Linked DNA regions of Homo sapiens: region 1 is linked to region 2. A link is a loop called in an ENCODE intact Hi-C map of the cell type or tissue named here. Cell type or tissue: Calu3. All regions are shown on one strand. Links, peaks and the distances in the headings refer to the core of each region. The heading gives the core; the rest is flanking DNA. Region 1 overlaps IKZF3 (IKAROS family zinc finger 3). Region 2 holds the start of GSDMB (gasdermin B).

Evidence for each region. Hi-C counts contacts between places; a loop is a spot of excess contacts. Peaks named below come from ENCODE experiments on the same cell type or tissue, not always from the same donor. Only the 100,000 strongest peaks of a DNase experiment are listed, where the experiment ranks them.
Region 1: a loop joins it to region 2, with 2.1 times the contacts of the local background. A loop is called at or near these places in 2 of 110 quality-filtered maps.

What each region holds. Positions count from the first base shown.
Region 1 is chr17:39,821,843-39,834,855 of GRCh38, reverse strand. It overlaps IKZF3 (IKAROS family zinc finger 3), which reads left to right. Exons shown (of 8, transcript NM_012481.5): 2 at 2,705-2,758; 3 at 5,368-5,469. It also overlaps the pseudogene KRT8P34. Among named protein-coding and RNA genes, the nearest start is that of IKZF3, 36 kb to the left of the region's middle. RefSeq lists a silencer at 10,914-11,114. In Calu3, for the core only: no CTCF peak of the experiment used is centred there; DNase peaks (open chromatin) are centred at 6,315, 7,425, 8,185, 9,875 and 9 weaker places.
Region 2 is chr17:39,913,650-39,925,187 of GRCh38, reverse strand. GSDMB (gasdermin B) reads left to right here and starts at 6,553. Exons shown (of 11, transcript NM_001165958.2): 1 at 6,553-6,654; 2 at 7,858-8,106. The coding sequence starts at 7,872. It overlaps ORMDL3 (ORMDL sphingolipid biosynthesis regulator 3), which reads left to right. Exons shown (of 4, transcript NM_139280.4): 2 at 963-1,158; 3 at 1,925-2,076; 4 at 2,503-4,145. The coding sequence starts at 985. The coding sequence ends at 2,638. RefSeq lists enhancers at 285-1,070, 1,071-1,857, 8,505-8,994, a cis regulatory region at 6,287-6,300 and promoters at 6,279-6,641, 7,365-7,773, 7,324-7,953. In Calu3, for the core only: no CTCF peak of the experiment used is centred there; DNase peaks (open chromatin) are centred at 4,261, 6,737, 7,997, 8,547 and 6 weaker places.

The DNA.
Region 1 (13,013 bases), core at 2,446-10,445, 89 kb after region 2:
CTCAGCCCTAACCCTCAGCCCACCCATGGGGAGTTTACTGCCTGGGATACCCCCCTTGCCCATGCCTCCAGCTACAAAACAATTACATCATTTTTTTTTCCTCCAAAATAAAGCCTCAGCCAGATCTGCAAAGCAAAACAAAACAAACAAAGAAAACCAACAAAAACCAGAACATACATATGTCTCAACTACACATGGCACATTCACCAAGAACACCAGTCTTAATACTTTTAAAAGGACTACAGTCACACAGACTGTGTTCTCTGACTGTAGTGCAATGGAATTTGACTTCAATAACAAGTTAGCTAAAGAATTCCCGAATTCCCCCAAATATCTGGAAATTAAACACTTATAAATAACCAGTGGATCACAGAAGACTCGAGGGAAATTAGAACTGAATTATAATCAAAACATCAGCATTTATGAGATGCAGCTAAAGCAATGCTTACAGGAAAACTTATAGCTTTAAATGTTTACAATTAGAAAAGAAGAAAGGAATAAAGTCAGTCACTAAAATTTCACCTTAAGAGGGCAGAAGCAGAGTAAGTTAAGCCCAAAGTAGAGGGAAGAAGCACTTTTGAACAAGTTCTAGTTTCACTGTGTTGAAACTAGATATATGCCTCCTACCCTATAACCCAGTAATTCCACACCTAGGTATTGACTCAAGAGACATGAAAGCATATGACCACAGAAATACTTGTGCAAGGATGATCATGCTCCAGTCTAATCATGAGAAAAACAAACACATCCCAGTTGAGGGACATTCTACAAAATACCTGACCAGTACTCAAAACTGTCAAGATCATCAAAACAAGGAAAGTCTGAGAAACTGTCCCAACCAAGAGGAGCCTAAGGAGACAAGATGACTAAATGTAATGTGGGATCCTGGAAGGGATCCTGCAACAGAAAAAGGACATTAGATGAAAACTAAGGAAATCTGAATACTTAGATAGTAATAATGTATGAATATATATTCATTAATTATAACTGATGTACCATACTAATATAAGATGTTAATAATAGGGGAAATTGGGTGTGGGGTATATGGGAACTCTCTGTGCTATCTTTGCAATTTTTCCATAAATTTAAAACTACTCTAAAATTTAAAAGTTTATTATTTTAAAAAGGAATATCATAGTAGTTTGACTTATAAATAGCCCAAACTGGAAACAGTCTAGGTGTCCATCAATAGGAGAATGGATAAACAAACTGGGATATTCATATGGAATACTACTTAGCAATAAAAAAGAATGAACTACTGATAAACACCACAGAATGGATGTATCTCAAAACATTATGTTGAGTGAAAGAAGCCTCGGGCAAAATAATTTATACCATATGTCTGTGTGATTCTGTTTTTATGAAGTTCTAAAATAGGCTAAACTAATCTATGGTGGAAAAAGTCAAAACAGTAGTTGTCTCTGGAGTATGTGGGTGGGAATTGACTAGGAAGAGATGTGAGGGAGCTTTTCTGGGATGATGGTAATGTTCTGTATCTTGATAGGGGTTTGCATTACATGAGGATATGCATTTTTAAAAACTCATTGAATGGTACACTTAAGATCCATGCATATCACTGTATGTAAAATTTACTTTTTAAAATCTTGTAAACAGATATTGAATTTTAGTTAATAATAATCATGCTGAAATGTTAGGACTGAGGTATACTGATATCTGCAACTTATTTTGCAATGCGTTGAAAAAGCTGGATCGATGAATGGATTGAGAGATGAATGGGTGGAAACATATGTGAGAAAGCAAAAATAGCAAAATGTTAATTGTAGAATCCAGAGGGTGAGTAATGGATGTTCAACTGTGCAGTTCTTTTTTTAAAATTTTTTATTGATACATAATATTTTACATATTTATGGGGCACATGTGATATTTTGTTACATGCATAGAATATATAATAATCAAGTCAGGGAATTTGGAATGTTTATCACCTTGAGTATTTATCATTTCTATGTGTTGGAAACAATTCAAGTCCTCTCTTCTAGCTATTTTGAAATATATAATACGTCGTTGTTAACTATAGTCACCCTACTCTGCTGTCAAACATTAGAGCTTATGCCTTCTATGTAACTATATGTTTTACCCATTAACTAATCTCTCTTCATCCCCCATTCCCACCCACACACCCTGTCTATCATTCTACTTTCCACCTCCATGAGATCAACGTGTTTACTGTCATATATGAATGAGAACATGTGATATTTGTCTTTCTGTGCCTGACTTATTTCACTTAACATAGTGACTTCCAGCTCCATCCATATTGCTGCAAATGACATGATTTTATTCTTTTTAATTGCTGAATAGTATTTCATTATATATATGTACATATATATGTACATATATATATATATACCACTTTGAACTCTTTTTTTCTATGTGTTCATAATAAAATATTGGGGAAGAATAAAGAATATATGAAATTATTTCTAATGGAACCCACTTTTTGCATATTGTTCTTGGTGTAAGTAGATCTCTGGCAGAAAGTTCTTAGAGTAACATTGCTGCATCAATATTTTTTTTTCATGCTCCTTGAAAGGCTTTTAGGGAGAATATAGAGAAAGAGTAATCTTGCTCTGAAAGAGGAATTCTGCTGTTAAGTTTTCCGAAATGGTATCCCTTATTAAATTTGGAATGCTCAAACCTGTAGAAATGTACCCTAAGTAGCTAATATTTATAACCTCTTTCTTTTCAGATATACAAACAAATGCGGAACTGAAAAGCACTCAGGAGCAGTCTGTGCCCGCAGGTAACATCAGGTCTTTCCTCTCTGGAAATATACCTTTACTAAAAAAAATACCAAAGAGAGAGGAATGTGCTTATTCTGGTTGCAGTAAAAATGCTATGGAAATGTGTGTGTGTTTTTTTTTAAATATGGTTGTCTGTTGCTGATGAAAAAATAACTCATCCATTTAGATCATGTAAGTTCTTTAGCATCTTAGGGCCAAACATACACTACCTAATGTTGATCACTGTTTGTTTGTTTGTTTGTTTGTTTTTGATTTTTCAGCTCATTGCTCTGAAGACAGTTTTTGTTGAATAATATAGTAGCTTGTATTTGAATGACTTGCGATTTTTACTGTAGAACAGTGGTCTGCAAACTTTTTTGTAAAGGGCCAGATAGTAAATATTTAGACTTTGCAGGCCACATATGGTCTCTGTCACGTATTATTTTTTGTATTTCTTACAACCCTTAAAAAATGTAAAAACCATTCCTACCTCTTGGGCCCACACAGAAGCAGGCTATGGTCAGACTTGTACCTCAGGCCATAGTTTACTGATCCCTGCTCTAGAATAAATTATAAACATTTACAATAATTTATTTCCTGAAAATAACTTCTGTGTCCTCCATTGATTAACTCACTGTGTGAATCAAAGCTTACATTATATTACAAAATTTAATTTATCACTGAAATGCCTTTTTGTGTTACTGTAACTTGTAATCACATCTTTCTTTCTTTCTTTTTTTTTTGAGACGGAATTTCGCTCTTGTTGCCCAGGCTGAAGTACGATGGTGTGATCTCGGCTCACCACAACCTTAGCCTCCCGGGTTCAAGCCATTCTCCTGCCTCAGCCTCCTGAGTAGCTGAGATTACAGGCATGCACCACCATGCCTGGTGTATTTTTAGTAGAGGCGGGGTTTCACCACGTTGGTCAGGCTGGTCTCGAACTCCCAACCTCAGGTGATCCGCCCGCCTCGGCCTCCCAAAGTGCTGGGATTACAGGCATGAGCCACCGCACCCGGCCAATCACATCTTTTAACTGAACCTAAATCTCATATTAATTGTTTAGGTGTCCACTATATTTTAGTCATTTCAGGCTTGAGAAAAGTGAACCATTGTTTAGAATGGTATCTTAGAGTTCACAGAGTATACATCATAATATGCAGAAATTAGAAACTTCAGATATTCATAAATCAAACACTGAGTCCATGGTGACCACATTTTCAGGGGCTCTTAGTGATGGGTTTTGTGAAACGTGTTTCTCTTTCGCTCCCGCGTGTGTTTGGTCATGGCTCAGCTGAAAGGAGTGCCACTGCAGAGCTTCTAGTTACCTCCCTACTTCAGCCCAGCCTCAGTGCCACAGGATTCAGTGTCTTTGACTATTTTTTATATTAATGGGAACTCAGCAAATATTTTATTGAAGATTGGGAAGGAGTTAGATAAAAAGAGGGTAACTTTTCAGTTCATTTCTTCTGCTATCATCTTTTTGTTAAGCTACTATGCCTATATGTGAAAATAATTCCAGTTGCATTGTTCCTTTTTCTTCTAGTATTATCAATATTTATTATACATTTCTCTTAAACTTATTTTGTAACAAGTTTGCTGTTTGTTTAAGCATGTCTTTATTATGTCTGCTCCCTTTCACTTATGAACTTTAATAACACTTTGTATTTCCTTTATTTAATCCTTTGTCTGAGCCTACCATGTGTTAGAGTTGTGGGCTTCTCTTATCTATATCTCAAAGTATGAGCTCCTTGAAGACATAATGACTTATTCATATCTGTAGCCTTGTCAACATTCAGTAAATGTTCAAACAAATAAAGAAACTTGGGGTCCAATATGTTTTCCACAGAATCACATTTATAATGTGAACAGAAGGGAAAAACAGAATTTGGCATACAGAAAGCTTACAGATCTTCCTCCTAGGAAAGCATCTTTCCCAAATTAGGTTATGCCAGTGTTTGCACGCTTAGTATTTCTGGTCACTACTTTGTCATAAATAGCAATGGCATCCTACTGAATATCGTGAGATATACCAATGGAGAGATAGTTTTTCTCCAGAAGGAACATGAGTGCCCTTTAACTCAGATGAAAGAAATATTCAAGAAAGTTGTGTGTATTCAGAGGGTACATGAACCCTGGGCATATTTCTTTTCTCTTTTTTTTTTGTTTGAGACGAAGTCTCACTCTGTCACCCAGGCTGGAGTGCAGTGGTGCTATCTTGGCTCACTGCAACCTCCACCTCCCGAGTTCAAGTGATTCTCCTGCCTCAGCCTCCCGAGTAGCTGGGATTACAGGCATGCACCGCCATGCCCAACTAATTTTTGTATTTTTAGTAGAGATGGGGTTTCACCATGTTGGCCAGGCTGGTCTCGAACTCCTGACCTCAGGTGATCTGCCCATCTCGGCCTCCCAAAGTGCTGGGATTACAGGCGTGAGCCACTGCGAACCCTGGGCTTATTTCTAAACCTCAAGAGTTTTCATGTATACATCCCTTTTGGGTATGTGTGAAGGGGTACTATCTGTCACTAAAGGATTGTGTGAAGCTGAAAGTTAAATGGGGGTCTACTTAATATATATTTATAAAAATCCTTTAACGTTGAACCACATACTTAAAATTCCTTTTATCTTTTAGAAAGTGCAGCGGTTTTGAATGACTACAGTTTAACCAAATCTCATGAAATGGAAAATGTGGACAGTGGAGAAGGCCCAGCCAATGAAGATGAAGACATAGGAGGTGAGCCGTAGTGTGCAGACTAAACACTGATGCCTGTAGATATTGCTTAGGCTTAGTGTAGAGAAGAAATCAGCTCTCCAAGGAAAACTTGCAATTGTAGGTTTAGTTAGGAGTGATTCTGTTTTGTTAATTTCACAAATATTTGCATTTCATAGTTGTAGGTTATCAGCAAATTTTGAGAATTTAAGGTGCTTATCCAGTGTTCCAATTATATTAACTTCACTTAAAACATGATGTTTGACTATTTTCCATTATAAAAGTAATACATGTTTATTGTAGAAAGTTTGTCTGGGGTGTTTTCTGACACCAACAAACCAATTTTCTGGTTTTCCGACAATGACTTGGTGTCCAACAATTCAATTCAATTATTATTATTATTTTTTTTTGAGACGGAGTTTCACTTTGTCGCCCAGGCCAGAGTGCAGTGGCGCAATCTCGGCTCACTGCAACCTCCGCCTCCCATGTTTTAGTGATTCTCCTGCCTCAGTCTCCCAAATAGCCGAGATTACAGGCGCCCACCACCATGCCCGGCTAATTTTTGTATTTTTTTTAATAGAGACGGAGTTTTACCATGTTGGCCAGGCTGGCCAGGAACTCCTGACCTCAAGTGATTGCCAAACTCAGCCTTCCAAAGTCCTGGGATTACAGGCATGAACCACCATACCCAGCCCACTTCAATTCAATTCTGATTGTAATTCCTGATGTTTGCGTAGACCGCACAGGTTACAGGCTCAGTCTCACAGTACTGCACAGTACTCTCCCTACTTTAGACAACAGTCTCAAGTACCAGGTCCCCAGGTTACCTGCACTTTTGTCTGACTTAGCTACAAAATCGGGGACTCCCCTCCACATGTTTAATAATTTGCTAGGATGACTCACAGGACTTGTTACATAACTCATTTATTCATTCCTTTACTCTCAGCTACTCTTCCTCCTTCTTACTGTTTATGCCCAAACTTTCCCACCTTTGGGAGGAATATTAGGTTTGACCACTGCACTGGTCTAGATCGTAGGCAGCAATACTAGTCTAGCAAGCACCTCTCCCTCAGTCAACTCCCATACATACAGGATAGGGTTACACAGGTACGGAACTAGTGGGCTATTTCTACCACTAGGCAATACATCTGCATTCAATGTTAACCCCAATTTTGCCAGATGGGGTAAAGGCACAGCCTGCCTCATCAGGCCCTTAGGAGTTCTGACATAAAGGTTTAAAGCTACGGTTACACTTTCTTGCTTTAGAAATCATCTCTGTTTCTGGCACTTGTAATTACAGTGCTGGTATTGCAACCACTGCATCTGGTAGGAAAGAGAAAGCTGATGTGACAATGTAGGGAAGGAAAAAAAGAATAGTCATCACACCAATATCCTCCTCTTTGGCAAGAATTGTATAGTCATATCAGCATCCTCCCCCACCTCCTCTTCCCTAATCCACCAGAAAAACAGAGGAATCTACCTAGTGGGAACACTCCCTTAGCTCATTTCAATGTGACCTCACACTTGTGCAAATGCATAAACCAACCCTTCACACCTATACCTTACCCTATTTTAGATATCTATCAAACTACTACTCTGAGGAGGATAGCTCTTTGCCCATTGTTTGACATTATGGGCTGTAAGTAGAGTGCTCCTTAGTCTAAAGAAATGTGGCTCAGCCATTCAAATTGGTGCAATATCTTCTGTTCTGGTTCTTTCGTGGTACTGACCATTTGTGTATACAACCAGGTAAGCAAAGCCCCTTCCAGAGTCTGTGTTTATCCCCGTCAAAAACAATTTATAGGTTGGGTGCAGTGGCTCACACCTGTAATCCCAGCACTTTGAGAGGCTGAAGCAGGAGGATCTCTTGAGCCCAGGAATTTGGGCCCAGCCTGGGCAACATGGTGAGGCCTCATCTCTATAAAAAAAAATTATAATAATACAAATAAATTAGCCAGGTGTGGTGGTGTGTGCCTGTAGTCCCAGCTACTCAGGAGGCTAAGGCTGGAGGATCACTTGAGCCTGGGAGGTTGAGGCTGCAGTGAGCTGTGATCCTGCTACTGCACTCCAGCCTGGGCAACACAGTGAGATCCTGTCTCAAAAGAACAACAACAGGCCGGCCGTGGTGACTCACACCTGTAATCCCAGCACTTTGAGAGGCTGAGGCAGGTAGATCATTTGAGGTTGGGAGTTCGAGACCAGCCTGACCAACTGGTTAAACCCCATCTCTACTAAAAATACAAAAATTAGCCAGGTGTGGCGGTACTCACGTGTAATCCCAGCTACTGGGGAGGCTGAGGCAGGAGAATTGCTTGGACTCGGGAGGCAGAAGTTGCAGTGAGCCAAGATTGCACCACTGCACTCCAGCCTGGGTGACACAGTAAGACTCCATCTCAAAAAAAGAACAAAAACAAAAATGATTTGTAGCCCTTGGGACTACCAGCATTGGCTCTTCAATGCAATCCACTTGCCAACTATGTGTGGGGTCTTCCCCCTGGGGAATCTTCCCCATAGTCACCTATAGTAACTGTCTCTCTTATTGGCAGACATAATAGTTTGTTGCTATTTTGTGCCTCAGGAGGTCCAAGGGAAATATGTCCAAATTCAGCCCATCTTCTGCAGTGGCTGTAGCATCCCCCATCCTGTCTACTCATTTTATGGACCCACGTGCTCACCTCAAACACGCACACTGTGATACCTACTAATTGGTTCTGATCAGCTTCCAAATCTGGAAGGGGGGTCTTTTACCGAGCATTGACATGTCCTACTTTAATGCACCCCTCAAATTCCCATAGTGATTTCCACAGGGCTTTGTCCCATATGAGAGTCCCTTTAATATGCCAAGTTTCCATTGCACTCTTGCCTTACCACATGGCCAGGCTGTTGGCCATTGCCCATGAATCAGAAACTGAAACATATGGGCATGTATCACTGTTCAGTTCTTCCATCACTTCTAGGAAAACAGCAGATTATTCAGCTCACCAAGCTGATTTGTTTTTACCTTCTTTAATTACAGTTGTGGTGTTCCAAACAGGATGTTGTCCATTTACCTTAAAACTACCATCCACAGCCAGGCATGGTGGCTTATGCCTGTAATCCTAACACTTTGGGAGGCCAAGGCAGGAGGATTGCTTGAGCTCAGGAGTTCAAGACCAACCTGGGCAATATAGTGAGACCTCGTCTCTACAAAACATTTAAAAATTAGCTAGGCATGGTGGCATATGCCTGTGGTCCCAGCTACTTGGGGGACTGAGGTGGTAGGATCGTTTGAGCCTGGGAGGTTGAGGCTGTAGTGAACCCTGATCGTGTCACTGCTCTCTAGGCTGGATGATAGAATGAGACCCTGTCTCAACAAACAAAAAAACTACCGTCCACAAATCAAGCATCTCTTTGTTGGTCAAAGACTACTTTATAGGGCACTGTCTAAGTGATGATAGAATCCAGCAGCTCCTCACATAGTTCCAAAGTCAATTGTAGGGGAAAAGAGGATCCCTGCCCCTGAGTATATCATCCTTTCATTCCTAAGGTACCATGATTCTCTATAAACTATTTCTATGTTATTATAGAACTCTTCTGGGCAATGCTCTCCCCATTAGAACACTTCTCTGACATCACCCAAGACTTCGTTGATATTTTAGGTTTTAAAATTATTTTTTTGTCCTTCAATCATAAGAGCAATTTCAATTAATATTCAATAGCAGGCTAATAATTTCCCCTCAAATGGAAATTCTCTGGTCCAAAATCCAATTGTTGTCATTGCTGGAAAGTACTCACAGGTTTTTGCCATAAGCCATTACCCAATTCTCACACACCAAGCCTATATTTCACCTACCCTAAGTCATCCCAGGGCCAGATACCAGTCAACCAGAGACCATCTCTATGCTTTAGAGCCCACCAGAATTATTAAAACTAGCCAATCCTAAACTGTTTACCCAGCCCTGCCTTGCCTTTTCCACAGAAACCCCAATTAAGGCTCTGACCTAAGGTTTTTCCTCATTCCTCTTTTCTGCCTCCTGACCAACACTGGTGCTTTCTCCTGTGATCTTGCATAGCACATAATAACCACCTCTCTGGGACCTGTGAATGTGATAAACTTCTTTCTGGGCCTTGTTCTAATTTTCTTTGTGTCCACACTGACTTTACCATATCATATCTGACATGTACATTCTTAAGACACCACTTAACCGTGGCATTTACCATGACCTGGTGTATTAGTCTGTTCTCATGCTGCTATGAAGAAATACCCAAGATTGGGCAATTTATAAAGAAAAGAGGTTTAATTGACTCACACTTCCAAATGGATGGGGAAGCCTCAGAAAACTTACAATCATGGCAGAAGGCAGCTTTTCACAGGGTGGCAGGAGAGAACGAGTGCCAGCAGGGAAATGCCAGACACTTATGAAACCATCAGATCTTGGCCAGGTGCGGTGGCTCACACCCGTAATCCCAGCTCTTTGGGAGGCCGAGGCGGGAGGATCACGAGGTCAGGAGATCGAGATCATCCTGGCTAACATGGTGAAAACCTGTCTCTACTGAAAATACAAAAAATTAGCCAGGTGTGGTGGTGGGCACCTGTAGTCCCAGCTACTTGGGAGGCTGAGGCAGGAGAATTGCGTGAACCTGGGAGGCAGAGCTTGCAGTGAGCCAAGATCACGCCACTGCACTCCAGCCTGGGTGACAAAGCGAGACTCCGTCTCAAAAGGAAAAAAAAAAAAAAGCCATCAGATCTTATGAGAACTCACTCACTATCACAAGACCAACATGGGGGAAACCACCTCCATAATTCAATTACCCCATTATTCAATCCCACCGGGTCCTTCTCACAACACGTGGGGATAATGGGGGTTACAATTCAAGATGAGATTTGGGTAGGGACGCAGCTAAACCATATCATTCTGCCCTGGCCCCCATTCAAATCGCATGTCCTCATATTTCAAAACACAATCATGCCTCCCTAACAGTCCCCCAAAGTCTTAACTCATTCCAACATCAACCCAAAAGTCCAAGTCCAAAGTCTCATCTGAGACAAGGCAAGCCCCTTCTGCCTATAAGTCTGTAAAATCAAAAGCAAGTTAGTTACTTCCCAGATACAATGGAGGTACAGGCACTGGGTAAATATACCCATTCCAAATGGGAGATATTGGCCAAAACAAAGGGACTACAAGCCCCATGCAAGTCCGGAATCCAATAGGGCAGTCATTAAACCTTAAAGTTCCAAAATGATCTCCTTTGACTCCATGTCTCACATCCACGTCACGCTGATGCAAGAGGTGGGCTCCCATGGCTTTGGGCAGCTCCGCCCCTGTGGCTTTGCAGGGTACAGTCCCCTTCCCAGCTGCTTTCACGGGCTGGCGTTGAGTGTCTTGCAGCTTTTCCAGGTGCACGACACAAGCTGTCAATGGATCTACCCTTCTGGGGTCTGGAGGATGGTGGCCCTCTTCTAACAGCTCCACTACACGGTGTTCCAGTGGGGACTCTGCATGGGGGGTTTTACCCTACATATCCCTTCTGCACTGCCCTAGCAGAGGTTCTCCATGAGGGCTCCACCCCTGTAGCGAACTTCTGTCTGGACATCCGATGTTTTCATACATCCTCTGAAATCTAAGCAGAGGTTCCCAAACCTCAATTCTTGACTTCTATGCACCCATAGGCTCAACATCACATGGAAGCTGCCAAGGCTTGGGGCTTGTACTCTCTGAAGCAACAGCCTGAGCTGTACCTTTGCCCCTTTTAGATGCAGCTGGAGCAGCTGGGACACAGAGCACCATGTCCTGAGCCTGCACAGAACAGGGTGACCCTGGACCCAGCCCAGGAAACCATTTTTGCCTCCTAGACCTTTGGGCCTGTGATGGGAGGGGCCGCTGTGAAGGTCTCTGATATGCCTTGGAGCCATTTTCCCCATTGTCTTTGTAATTAACATTAGGCACCTCATTACTTATGCAAATTTATGCAGCTGGTTTGAATTTCTCCTCAAAATGGGTTTTTCTTTTCTATCACATTGTCAGGCTGCAAATTTTCCAAACTTTTATGCCCTGCTTCCTCTTGAACGCTTTGCTGCTTAGAAATTTCTTCCACCAGATACCTTAAATCATCTCTCTCAAGTTCAAAGTTCCATAGATCTCTAGGGCAGGGGCAAAATACTGCCAGTCTCTTTGCTGAAGCATAGCAAAAGTTACCTTTGCTCCAGTTCCCAAGCAGTTCCTCATCTCCATCTGAGACCACCTCAGCCTGGACTTCATTGTCCATATCACTGTCAGCATTTTGGTCGAAACCATTCAACAAGTCTCTAGGAAGTTCCAAGCTTTCCCACATCTTCCTGTCTTCTGAACCCTCCAAGTCTCTAGGAAGTTCCAAACTTTCCCACATTTTTCTGTCTTCTTCTGAGCCCTCCAAACTGTTCCAACCTCTGTCTTTTACCCAGTTCCAAAGTTGCTTCCACATTTTTGGGTATCTTTATAGCAGCACCCCACTCTCTGTGGTGCCAATATACTGAATTAGTCCACTCTCACACTGCTATGAAGAAATACCCAGCTGGGCACGGTGGCTCATGCCTATAATCCCAGCACTTTGGGAGGCTGAGGCAGGCAGATCATGAGGTCAGGAGATCGAGACCATCTTGGCTAACATGGTGAAACCCTGTCTCTACTAAAAATACAAAAAATTAGCTGGGCGTGGTGGTGGGCACCTGTAGTTCCAGCTACTCAGGAGGCTGAGGCAGGAGAATGGTGTGAATCCAGGAGGCGGAGCTTGCAGTGAGCCAAGATCGCGCCACTGCACTCCAGGCTGGGCAACAGAGCAAGACTCCATCTCAAAAAAAAAAAAAAAAAAGAAAGAAATACCCAAGACTGGGTAATTTATAAAGAAGAAAAGAAGTTTAATTGACTCACAGTTCTGCATGGCTGGGGAGGCCTCAGGAAACTTACAATCATGGCAGAAAGTACCTCTTCACAGGGTGGCAGAAGAGAGAGTGAGTGCCAGAGGGGAAATATCGGATACTCATTAAACCATCAGATCTTGTGAGAACTCACTCACTGTCACGAGAACAGCATGGGGGAAACCACCTCCATGATTCATTTACCTCCCACTGGGTCCCTCCTATGACATGGGATTATGGGGCTTACAATTCAAGATGAGATTTGGGTGGGGACACAGCCAAACCATATCACCTGGGTAATGGGCATATTCAATGTGTGAATCTTGATTATCACAAAGCCAGTTCCACATGGCTTGCATATGAAGCATATCAGCTGCTTCATCTGGGGTATTCCAGTTGGCATTGAAAGGGGAAGTCAGATAGTTCCCTTTCTCAGGGTAAATAGACCTTATAATGGCTCTTATCTGGTCCACCAGGTCAGCTGTTCCCTTAGGAATGACCTGCTCTGTGTCTGGATCATGTGTAGCCATCTGTGATTGTTCCATAGTGAGCTGTGGATCCTATATAAACCCAAACATGCTCTTCCACTCTGAAGCATTTAAAAGCCAAGATACTGCCCCTAAATTATTTATTCTTACAATTCATTTTAGTCAAAATTCTTTAGGAAGCTGATGGTACTGATCTACAAAATAAA
Region 2 (11,538 bases), core at 3,539-11,538:
GCTGAGAGGGGAGACTGAGGTGAGGATGGGCAGGACAGAGAAGAACGGGGGCAGGAGGGAGGCCACAGGTTCGAGTCTGTGCCCTTAGGAGACATATGTTGAGGTGGATTCCAGCTCTCTATGGGAGTTACAGGTGTTGGCCACGTTCTCTATCCTCGCCTCTCTTGTGGGGAAAAGGGCCCTGGTGGTTTGGCAGTGGAGTGGGTAGCATCACAAGGGTTGGCCTGAGTGGCTGCCAAATGGAGAAAACATCCGGATGGGTTGTTTTGTGTCACCCAGGAGGGGTGCCTTCTAGGTCTGGGCAAAGGTTGTCCCTAGTCTGTTGTTTTCTCCTTTCTTCCTCCCTTCCTCCCTCCCCACTTCCCTCTTTCTACCTGATCAGTCCTCCTAAGTTGGGGTTTGGGGAGATCCAGAATTGAAAAAATCAGAGGAGGTGAGTGGATGCAGTGACCTCAAAATAGTTCATCCACTGCTGCCTGTACCCACAGGCCTCACTTCCTTTCCCTCCTGATGGGAAGAGCTTAAGAGCAGATGTCCCACATTAGGCCTTCAGTGAGACACAGTCCAGCAGGGGTTGTGCTGAGTGAGAATTCTCTCCCTGGGGCTTTGTCGGCAGAGGGTCCTCATGGGAGTGCCATAGGGGGTGAGGCTGGGGGATGGGCCTTGACTTCTCTGCCCTGGGGCTGCGTGCCTCTTGATGACCTGTCCTCCGATGCCCTGCCAGGGCCCTGTCCCAATGGGATGATGCATGGGGCAGCCTGTTGTTTATCCCAGCCCAGCAGCAGGAAATGAGTAGAGCTAAGTCCACATGGACTTTCTCCACTTTCCATGCTTCAGAATCAAAAGAGTGGAACTGCCTGGAGTTCTCAGGGAAACAAGGGCCTGCCTCCCAGCGGGATCCGAGGGTGAGAGGGGGCAGGGAAAGCAGTGTGACCTGTCTGACCTGTGCTGCTTGTTTGCAGAACAGCAGAGAGGGGCAGCAGGATGAATGTGGGCACAGCGCACAGCGAGGTGAACCCCAACACGCGGGTGATGAACAGCCGTGGCATCTGGCTCTCCTACGTGCTGGCCATCGGTCTCCTCCACATCGTGCTGCTGAGCATCCCGTTTGTGAGTGTCCCTGTCGTCTGGACCCTCACCAACCTCATTCACAACATGGTGAGAGCCTGTCTGCTGCCTGCCCCTGCCCCTGCCCCTGCCCTGTGGGCTGCCCTTTGGCAGGGCTGAGGGATAGGAGGAGCCTGTCGGGCCTGGCCCAGGTGTCAGGGTGATGTACTGACGACATCTGCCTCCAGAGCCCAGGCCTAGCCCTTACCTCTCTGCCTTGCTCCCCCTTCTGGGTTCCTGCCCTGTGTACCATGACAGGAATCAAATCTGCAGATTTTTCCACATCTCTAGGGTGGGGTGGCTGTTGGCCTGGAAGATGTGCTCCTGAGAGCTGAACAAAGGGCTCCAGAGAGTTCCCAGGACCCGAGAGTCCTGGTGCCTAGGCTGATACAGAAATGCCCCTTTCTCAAGTTAGCTTCTCGAACCGTCTTCCACTTTTGCCCTTCTCTGCTCCCTCACCACTTGCTACCTTGCACTCTTTGTCGGGTAAGCAGGGCTTAGTCCCATCGCTTGCCTCCTCCCAACAGGCACAGGGGGCTATGAGTGGCCTGGAGGGGGGCAGCATCTCGGTGCCTATCTTGTGGCCAACTTCCACCGTGCATTCTCATGCCAGGCCTAGCCCGTCCCCCAGGGAGTCCCCTTGTTCTTCTCCTGCCATACTCCCAGCTGCTCCATCCTGACCTCCAGCCCATATCCCCCTGCCCAGCAGAGGGAGGCTCCAGATCACTGGGAGTTACTTGTGTCTGTGACTGGGTGGAGGAGCTGGGCAGGGGGGCCTTTCCCTTTTGTATCCTCTAACAAAGACTTCTTCCTCCAGGGCATGTATATCTTCCTGCACACGGTGAAGGGGACACCCTTTGAGACCCCGGACCAGGGCAAGGCGAGGCTGCTAACCCACTGGGAGCAGATGGATTATGGGGTCCAGTTCACGGCCTCTCGGAAGTTCTTGACCATCACACCCATCGTGCTGTGAGTGCCTGGGCTACAGGAAGACACCAGCAGGCAGGGCAAGGCCTGGAGGACCCCAGGGCCCAGCCATGCTTATTAACCCTGCCGTGGCTCCTGGTGTAGGGATGAACAGAGGAAGTTGGAATATTCCTGGGTCTTACACTGGACTCAGGCTTTGGGCCTCCCTGGCCCCATCTTTCCTCCATTGGAGCTTCCTTCCTGCTAGTGAGATAGGCCTACAGGCTTGGGGTGAAGCTGGGAGGTGGGGGCGGTACTGGGCCAGGAGGGGCCCCTTTAGCCTGAGAGCTCTTGCTTCTTACGCTGGTCTGGGAACCTCTTCTGTAACTCCTTAGCTGTTGGGATTCTGCCTTTCCCCTCCCAGGAAGTGAGGGAGGAAGGGGTCCTCCCAACAGTCTTTTATATCTCTCCCCACCCTTCCCCTCCCAGGTACTTCCTCACCAGCTTCTACACTAAGTACGACCAGATCCATTTTGTGCTCAACACCGTGTCCCTGATGAGCGTGCTTATCCCCAAGCTGCCCCAGCTCCACGGAGTCCGGATTTTTGGAATCAATAAGTACTGAGAGTGCAGCCCCTTCCCCTGCCCAGGGTGGCAGGGGAGGGGTAGGGTAAAAGGCATGTGCTGCAACACTGAAGACAGAAAGAAGAAGCCTCTGGACACTGCCAGAGATGGGGGTTGAGCCTCTGGCCTAATTTCCCCCCTCGCTTCCCCCAGTAGCCAACTTGGAGTAGCTTGTAGTGGGGTTGGGGTAGGCCCCCTGGGCTCTGACCTTTTCTGAATTTTTTGATCTTTTCCTTTTGCTTTTTGAATAGAGACTCCATGGAGTTGGTCATGGAATGGGCTGGGCTCCTGGGCTGAACATGGACCACGCAGTTGCGACAGGAGGCCAGGGGAAAAACCCCTGCTCACTTGTTTGCCCTCAGGCAGCCAAAGCACTTTAACCCCTGCATAGGGAGCAGAGGGCGGTACGGCTTCTGGATTGTTTCACTGTGATTCCTAGGTTTTTTCGATGCCACGCAGTGTGTGCTTTTGTGTATGGAAGCAAGTGTGGGATGGGTCTTTGCCTTTCTGGGTAGGGAGCTGTCTAATCCAAGTCCCAGGCTTTTGGCAGCTTCTCTGCAACCCACCGTGGGTCCTGGTTGGGAGTGGGGAGGGTCAGGTTGGGGAAAGATGGGGTAGAGTGTAGATGGCTTGGTTCCAGAGGTGAGGGGGCCAGGGCTGCTGCCATCCTGGCCTGGTGGAGGTTGGGGAGCTGTAGGAGAGCTAGTGAGTCGAGACTTAGAAGAATGGGGCCACATAGCAGCAGAGGACTGGTGTAAGGGAGGGAGGGGTAGGGACAGAAGCTAGACCCAATCTCCTTTGGGATGTGGGCAGGGAGGGAAGCAGGCTTGGAGGGTTAATTTACCCACAGAATGTGATAGTAATAGGGGAGGGAGGCTGCTGTGGGTTTAACTCCTGGGTTGGCTGTTGGGTAGACAGGTGGGGAAAAGGCCCGTGAGTCATTGTAAGCACAGGTCCAACTTGGCCCTGACTCCTGCGGGGGTATGGGGAAGCTGTGACAGAAACGATGGGTGCTGTGGTCCTCTGCAGGCCCTCACCCCTTAACTTCCTCATACAGACTGGCACTGGGCAGGGCCTCTCATGTGGCAGCCACATGTGGCGTTGTGAGGCCACCCCATGTGGGGTCTGTGGTGAGAGTCCTGTAGGATCCCTGCTCAAGCAGCACAGAGGAAGGGGCAAGACGTGGCCTGTAGGCACTGTCTCAGCCTGCAGAGAAGAAAGTGAGGCCGGGAGCCTGAGCCTGGGCTGGAGCCTTCTCCCCTCCCCAGTTGGACTAGGGGCAGTGTTAATTTTGAAAAGGTGTGGGTCCCTGTGTCCTCTTCCAGGGGTCCAAGGGAACGGGAGAGGTCACTGGGCCTGTTTTCTCCCTCCTGACCCTGCATCTCCCACCCCGTGTATCATAGGGAACTTTCACCTTAAAATCTTTCTAAGCAAAGTGTGAATAGGATTTTTACTCCCTTTGTACAGTATTCTGAGAAACGCAAATAAAAGGGCAACATGTTTCTGTTTCCCTGTGTCTGGCCTTCGCTTCCTGGAAGGCTGAGGGGAGGGGGCAGGGGTGTGGGCAGCGGCTCCCGCTGAGGTGCTGGTGGGGCATCAGTGCAGCTCTGACGGTGGCAGGAGGGGCGCTGGGACTGCTGGGCTTTCTGCTGGCTTCAGCAGGGAAATCCCCCAAGGGGGCTGTGAGGGAACTGGCGGCGGCAGCGGTAGTCAGAGAGCAAAATTCTCTGTGCTTTTGCCTGGCTGTTCTCCGACAGGTCTTGCGCCTTGGCCCCAGAGGCTGGGGTGACCTGTGCCATGGCCAAGGAGGGGGACACTCCAGCAATGGTTTACACGTGGAGCCAGGGTCCCAAGTGGTGCTCAGTCCTTCCCAGTGAATCCCCAGCCCTTCTCCAGTTTCTCACTTCTCTCCCCAAGGCCTTTCCCCAGTCACCTCTCCCTTGGGAGCGCTGCGTTTCCTTCTGGCCTTTCAGTGGAGGGGACTTTTCATACTTCCTCCTCCCACCATAAGCCTGAGTGGCAGGGGAAGAGGTTCTGGGGACTTTCTGAGGCCAACATGGCTAGGAGAGAGAGGAGTCCTATAGCAAGGAATCCTTATCTCACGAGGGCACTGACCTTCCAGCGTGTTCTGGGGAGTATCAGCTGCTATTCCCAGGAGAGGCACAAAGTCCCAGGTAGAAGGGAGGAGCTGTCCCCAGCAGCCTGGGGTCTCTAGCCCCGGTCCACCATCACAGCACCCTTGGAGTGAGTGTCAGGGAGTGTGGGATATTTGCCCAAGTCCAGCCACCACCCCTGTCCGAGTAGAGCCCACACAGTATTGGAAAGAGAAATATAGCCACTGCTTTCACTCCTGGGAGTAGGGGTGCCCTGGTTGCTTTCACCAGCCTGCAAGAGTATAGTCAGGGTGAGGTGCTGGAGAACATCAACAACGATCTGGGTTCAAATCCCAGCTTTGCCACTTATTAGCCATGTTGCTGTGTCAACTTCTCTGAGCTTCAGTTTATTCCACTGTTGTGTAAAGATAATGCCTCTTAGGGCTGTTGTGAGCATTAGCACAGTGCCTGGCATATAGTAAATACTCAATATATGGTAGCCATATTATTATAATTGTAATTGTTACTACCACCACTGTCGTCTATTTATTTATTTATTTATTTATTTTTTTGAGACTGAGTCTTGCTCTGTTGCCCAGGCTGGAGTGCAGTGGCACCATCTTGGCTCACTGCAACCTCCGCCTCCCAGGTTCAAGCAATTCTCATGCCTCAGCCTCCTGAGTAGCTGGGATTACAGGTGTGTGCCAAAACATCTGGCTAATTTTTTTTTTTTTTTTTTTTTTGGTAGAGACGGGGTTTCGCCATGTTGGCCAGGCTGGTCTTGAACTCCTGGCCTCAAGTGATCTGCCTGCTTCGGCCTCTGAAAGTGTTGGGATTACAGGCATGAACCACCACGCCTGGCCTGTCATCCCTTCAAATGTTCTTTCAGAACTGAGGCATGCAGAGGCTGGAAGACAGGCTGGGCTCACCGGGGTGGTTATCTCTGAGAGAGGACATGGGTGAGGTCAGAGGCCTCTCCCTGGAGAAGGAGGTAGGTGGAGAAGCCAGATGGCATCCAGATAAGGAAGACCAGCATCTCCTTGAGAGTGTACACGGGAGCACGAGATGGGGAGGGAGGCTGAGTGCTCCTTACAGGCCCACCCTGTTGCCTCCAGGTGTTAGCTGCTGTTGTCCTGGGTCTTCAGTGTTGACCGTCGCATGGCATTTGGGCAGCTGGTTCTGCTGGGTTATGGTCCTCATGTCCCTGGCACAGACACAGCCATTGCCTGCTGGCACTTGATACCTACTCATATTCCATTTCTCTATTCCAAACACACTGGATTGCATGGCCCAGGGCGCCACGGTGTGCACCATTGTCTGGCCCACACTCACCTAGAATACATACCAGGATCTCCTACCCACTCCTTAGGTACAAGAAGAAGAAGGGGTTCTGGCCGGGCATGGTGGCTCACACCTGTAATCCCAGCACTTTGAGAGGCCGAGGTGGGTGGGTCACAAGGTCAGGAGATTGAGACCATCCTGGCTAACACGGTGAAACCCCGTCTCTACTAAAAAACACACACAAAAAAATTAGCTGGGCGTGGTGGCAGGCACCTGTAGTCCCAGCTACTCGGGAGGCTGAGGCAGGAGAATGGCGTGAACTTGGGAGGCGGAGCTTGCAGTGAGCCGAGATTGCGCCATTGCACTCCAGCCTCGGCGATAGAGCAAGACTCCGTCTCAAAAAAAAAAAAAAAAGGGGGGTTCTGGCCTTAATCTGCCTCCAGCTCAGTTATAAGGTGGCTTATCTAAAGGCTTGGGAGGTGGGGCACCCAGCCCTACCCACCCGTCCAGGAAGTTCCACACCTGGACAACTTTCAGTTTCATTATTTTAGCTTCCTGAGATTCAGAGGCCAGGAACTGTGCAGAGATCTGTGGGGATTCTCACAACTTCCATTTCTGGTGAACAGCTGAGGTCAGAGAGGAGGTGGGTACCACTTGAGATGGGCCTGTGGTTCCCGGGTACTGTCTTTCCAGACACCTAGAATTCCCAGGTTGGTAGTGAACTGAGAGTCAACCACCATGATGGGGCCAGAGACAGAGGAGGAAGCAGTGAGTGGATAAGTGCCTGTGCTGGGCAGAAGGGATATAGGGGAAGGTGGCCAAAGGTAGGATGGGGAAGTGGATCCCAGGAAGCTTTTGTTTCTTCTGAGGCCAATTTACCACCACCTCATTGGGAAATTGTTGGTAGGGAGGCACCCATCCAATTGCCTTGCAGAATACAGCAAGGCAGGGAGCCCAAGAATCAGAGCCAAGGGAAGAAACGACCAGTTGAGGTTAGTAATGTGAAGTCTGGCAACCGTGCCCGTCATTCCTCCCTGGTTCCTCTGTTCATCAACGTTGGGGCTAGTCTGGCTGGGGCATGGTGGGCCTGCCTTTCCATCCCTTGGGCCCCTTGGAACAAGGGGGCAACTCTGCTGTGGGAGATGTAGAAAATGGGTCTCACTTTCTCTATTTGGGGCAATAGCTGCTACTTTTTTCCTCCAGATGGGTACCATGAGGGGCAGAGGAGAATCTGGGATCTGTGATGTTTAGCCCTCTTTACTGAGTCATGGCTGCCTCACGTTCTAGAAGTAAGGCAGGCAAATCATTCCAGGTACTGATTGTCCTGGAACCTTTGGCTCTTCCTTGACCTCATGTCACGTGCGTCCATGTGAAGAGAGTCCACGAAACGGGCTTTATATGAGCAACAAGGCTGGGTGCAGGCAAGCTGAGTCCAAAAAAGGGGTCAGCAAAGGGTGGTGGCATTATCATTAGTTCTTATATGTTTGGGATAGGCTTACAAAGTACATTCTCAAGGGTGGAGAAATATTACAAAGTACCTTCTTAAGGGCAGGGGAGAATATTACAAAGTACCTTCTTAAGGGCGGCGGCGGGGAGACTATATTGTATCAGGGTGGGGCAGGAACAAATCACAATGGTGGAATGTCATCAGTTAAGGCTATTTTCATTTCTTTTGTGGATCTTCAGTTGCTTCAGGCCATCTGGATGTATACATGCAGGTCACAGGGAATATGATGGCTTAGCTTGGGTTCAGAGGCCTGACACCTCAGGCTGCCAAATGTGGAAGATTTAAATACTTGAACCAATACCCTCCTCCCAAAAACTGAAATTGGCTTCTGTTTCTGAGTTGGTCCAGGCGCAATGTTCAGCGTATTTGAGGAAATCACAAGAATTGTAGTTAAGGAGATGGATGCTGGAGGGGATATGATTGCCGTTAGAAGCCTTGTTGATGCTGATAGATTCCGCTGCTTCCATCTGGTGGGGGAGAAGAGAACTTTCTTTGGATGCCGGCACTACACAACAGGCCTCACCCTGATGGACATTCTGGACACAGATGGGGACAAGTGGTTAGATGAACTGGATTCTGGGCTCCAAGGTCAGTATAAGGTAGATGACAGGTGGCCAGCCAGGAGGCCTTGACCGTTTGTACTCCATCTCCTTCTCAATTCCCCATTGTTATCAACCAATCAACAACGAAACTGTGGGATTTGTACACATCCACACACCTTAATTTAAGAAATGCACGGAAGAGCTGCATGGTGGGAGGAGAGTGGGAGAAGTGGAGATTTATTTCCACTGGAAACCGTTCCTAAATGGTCTTCCTTTTCCATTTTTTCCCTTGTAAAATAATCTGCTTTTAATTTAGCGAGCTCTTCTCATGTGTTTATCATTTAAATGAATAAGTAAATGAGGGCAGTTTGCTTACTGGTTAAGAAAGGATGCAGGCTTTAGGGCTGGAAGCACCTGGTTTCAAAGCCTGGCTCTGCCTCTTATCAGCTGCGTAACCTTTGGACAAGTTGTTTTATTGCTCTAAGTTTCAGTTTCCTCCTGTGTCAACTCTAGAGGACTGTTGTAAGAATCAAGTGAGGGATGGGTGCGGTGGCTCACTCCTGTAATCCCAGCACTTTGGGAGGCCGAGGTGGGCGGATCACGAGGTCAGGAGATCGAGACCATCCTGGCTAACACAGTGAAACCCCGTCTCTGCTTAAAAAAAAAAAATACAAAAAATTAGCCAGGCGTGGTGGCATGCGCCTGTAGTCCTGGCTACTCAGGAGGCTGAGGCAAGAGAATTGCTTGAACCCGGGAGGTGCAGGTTGCCGTGAGCTGAGATCACGCCACTGCACTCCAGCCTGGGAGACAAAGCAAGCCTCTGTCTCAAAAAAAAAAAAAAAAAAAATCAAATGAGAACAAATTACGTGAATCATTTATCACAGTGCCTGCCACAAAAGGAGCACCCAATAAAAGTTATCTCCCAGGTCGGTGGTGATTCTTATTATCCTTTCATGTTCCTTGGCTATCAAGACTGAAGGGGAAGTTTCTGATGAGCAGAAATCCCTAAGGTATTGAGGGAATTTATGGAAGAGTCAATTATTCCAACCCCCTGCCTCTGATCTCAGTTATTCCTGGGGTACTTGGGTTTCAGAAGCCCCAGGGTTAAGTGTTGAACTCTCACTTGGAGCCCAAAGTGGAATATGGTGAGGAGTTCATTATATTTCATAATGTGAAAAAATATTTCATAATATGAACAATAGCAAGGCGCTCATAGCTCAGACCTCTCTGATACAGTCCATTTCTTTTTATGAGGTCTCATGCCAAGAGACGGAAAAGAGCTCTAACAGCCCTGAGCAGCTTTAGAGTATTACAGTGTGCCAGGAACTGCTTTAAGTGACCAAGAGCAGTACCCAGATTACTTGGAGGTGGTGGACCTTTCCACAAGCAGAGTTTCGTTAAGCAAGCAAGGGGCTTTTGGAGAAATTTCAGATTCGCATCTTTCAAAGACTGAGTCAATTCTCTGAAAAGTAAATTGCTAAGAGCCAATTTGCTAAAAGTCAGCTCTCAAAAAAAAAAAAAAAAATCAGTTTGCCAAATGATCAATTCACTGAAAATGGAAAAATACTTTAACCCAGAACTAGGATGTTTTGCCACAATAATATTACTCCCCAGGGACAGGGCAAAGTTTAAGTCTGGGAAAAAAAAATTGACTAAGTCAGTCAACTTCCTTTAAGGAAAAGCTCATCTGTGTGCATACAAAATTCGGAGGCAGAGGTGAAACCAAACTTAAAAAGAAAATCCTTACAATGATGGGAATTGGTAATTTGAATTGATTTTTAGCTTGGTCTGCTCCCTATTTAAATGGGTTATTTTGTAACTGTATAATGCTGATGGTGCAGTTAAAGTGTGCATAGGGCTGGGCACAGTGGCTCGCGCCTGTAATCCCAGCACTTTGGGAGACTGAGGCGGGTGGATCACTTGAGGTCAGGAGTTCAAGTCTGGCCTGGCCAACATGGCGAAACCCTGTCTCTACTAAAAATACAAAAATTAGCTGGGCATGATGGCGCATGCCTGTAATCCCAGCACTTTGGGAGGCTGAGGCGGGCGGATCACTTGAGGCCAGGAGTTCGAGACCAGCCTGGCCAACATGGCAAAACCCTGTCTTTACTAAAAATACAAAAATTAGCTGGGCGTGGTGTCGCATGCCTGTAATCCCAGCTACTCGGGAGGCTGAGGCAGGAGAATTGCTTGAACCTGGGAGGTGGAGGTTGCACAGTGAGCCATGATTATACCACTGCACTCCAGCCTGGCGACAAAGCAAGACTCCGTCTCAAAAAAAAACAAAAAAAAAAGTGTGCATAGGATTTTGTGTTTGTTATTAAAGTCCATACTTTATTCACATTAACTTTTTTTTTTTTTTTTTTGAGATGGAGTGTCGCTCTATTGCCCAGGCTGGAGAGCAGTGGCGCGATCTCGGCTCACTGCAACCTTCACCTCTAGGTTCAAGTGGTTCTCCTGCCTCAGCCTCCCGAGTAGCTGGGATTATAGGTGCCTGCCACCACACCTGGCAAATTTTTTGTATTTTTAGTAGAGACAAGGTTTCACCATGTTGGCCAGGCTGGTCTTGAACTCCTGACCTCAGGTGATCCGCCCGCCTTGGCCTCCCAAAGTGCTGGGATTACAGGTGTGAGCCGCTGCACCCAGCCCATGTTATCTTAGTTTTGACCTAGTGTCCTTTTTCTATTCCAGAATCCCATCCAGGATCCTACATTACATTTCGTTGTCATGTCTCCTTAGGCTCCTCTTGGCTGTGACAGTTTCTCAGACTTTACCTGTTTGGGATAATCTTAGCAGTTTTGAGCAGTACTGGTCAGGGATACTGTAGAACGTCCCTCTGTTGGAATTTGGCTGATGTTTTTTCTCATGGTTAGACTGGGTTCTGGGTCTCGGGGAGGAAGACCACAGAGGTAAAGGACCATTCCTATTACATCACATCAGGGGTACGTACTGTCAACATGACCTATCACTGTTGATGTTGACCTTGATCACTTGGCTGAGGTAATGTTTGTCAGGTTTCTCTACCAGAAGTTACTCTTTTTCCTCTTCTTCATATAGTACTCTTTGTGCACATAGTTTTTATTTTTCTTTTTCTCTCTGATATTTTTCTTTTCTTTTACACTGCTCAAGAAGCAAATGGTCCCTAAGACATTAGTGTCTCATGTACACACAAATAGTGATTTCAGTCACTGTTTCTAATTCTGTCACATTTCCACCAGTTCCAAAATGGATTTGTCTTTGGAAATCCAGCCCTGCCTCCAAAACCTAGCAGTGGGAGCTCTCCCTCCCCTGTAGGTTCCCATCTGGGAGGTTGGAGACAAAGGCACGCAGCCCCTTCGGCATGCCCACACATCCTCCACGAACCTGGGGTGGCAACTGACTCAGAACCAAGGCCCTTATTAGTGCCTGATCAATCAGGGCCGAGTCCATGCGTGTTTGTGACTTTCCAGGGTTGCCTCACTTCATACTTGTGTGGTTC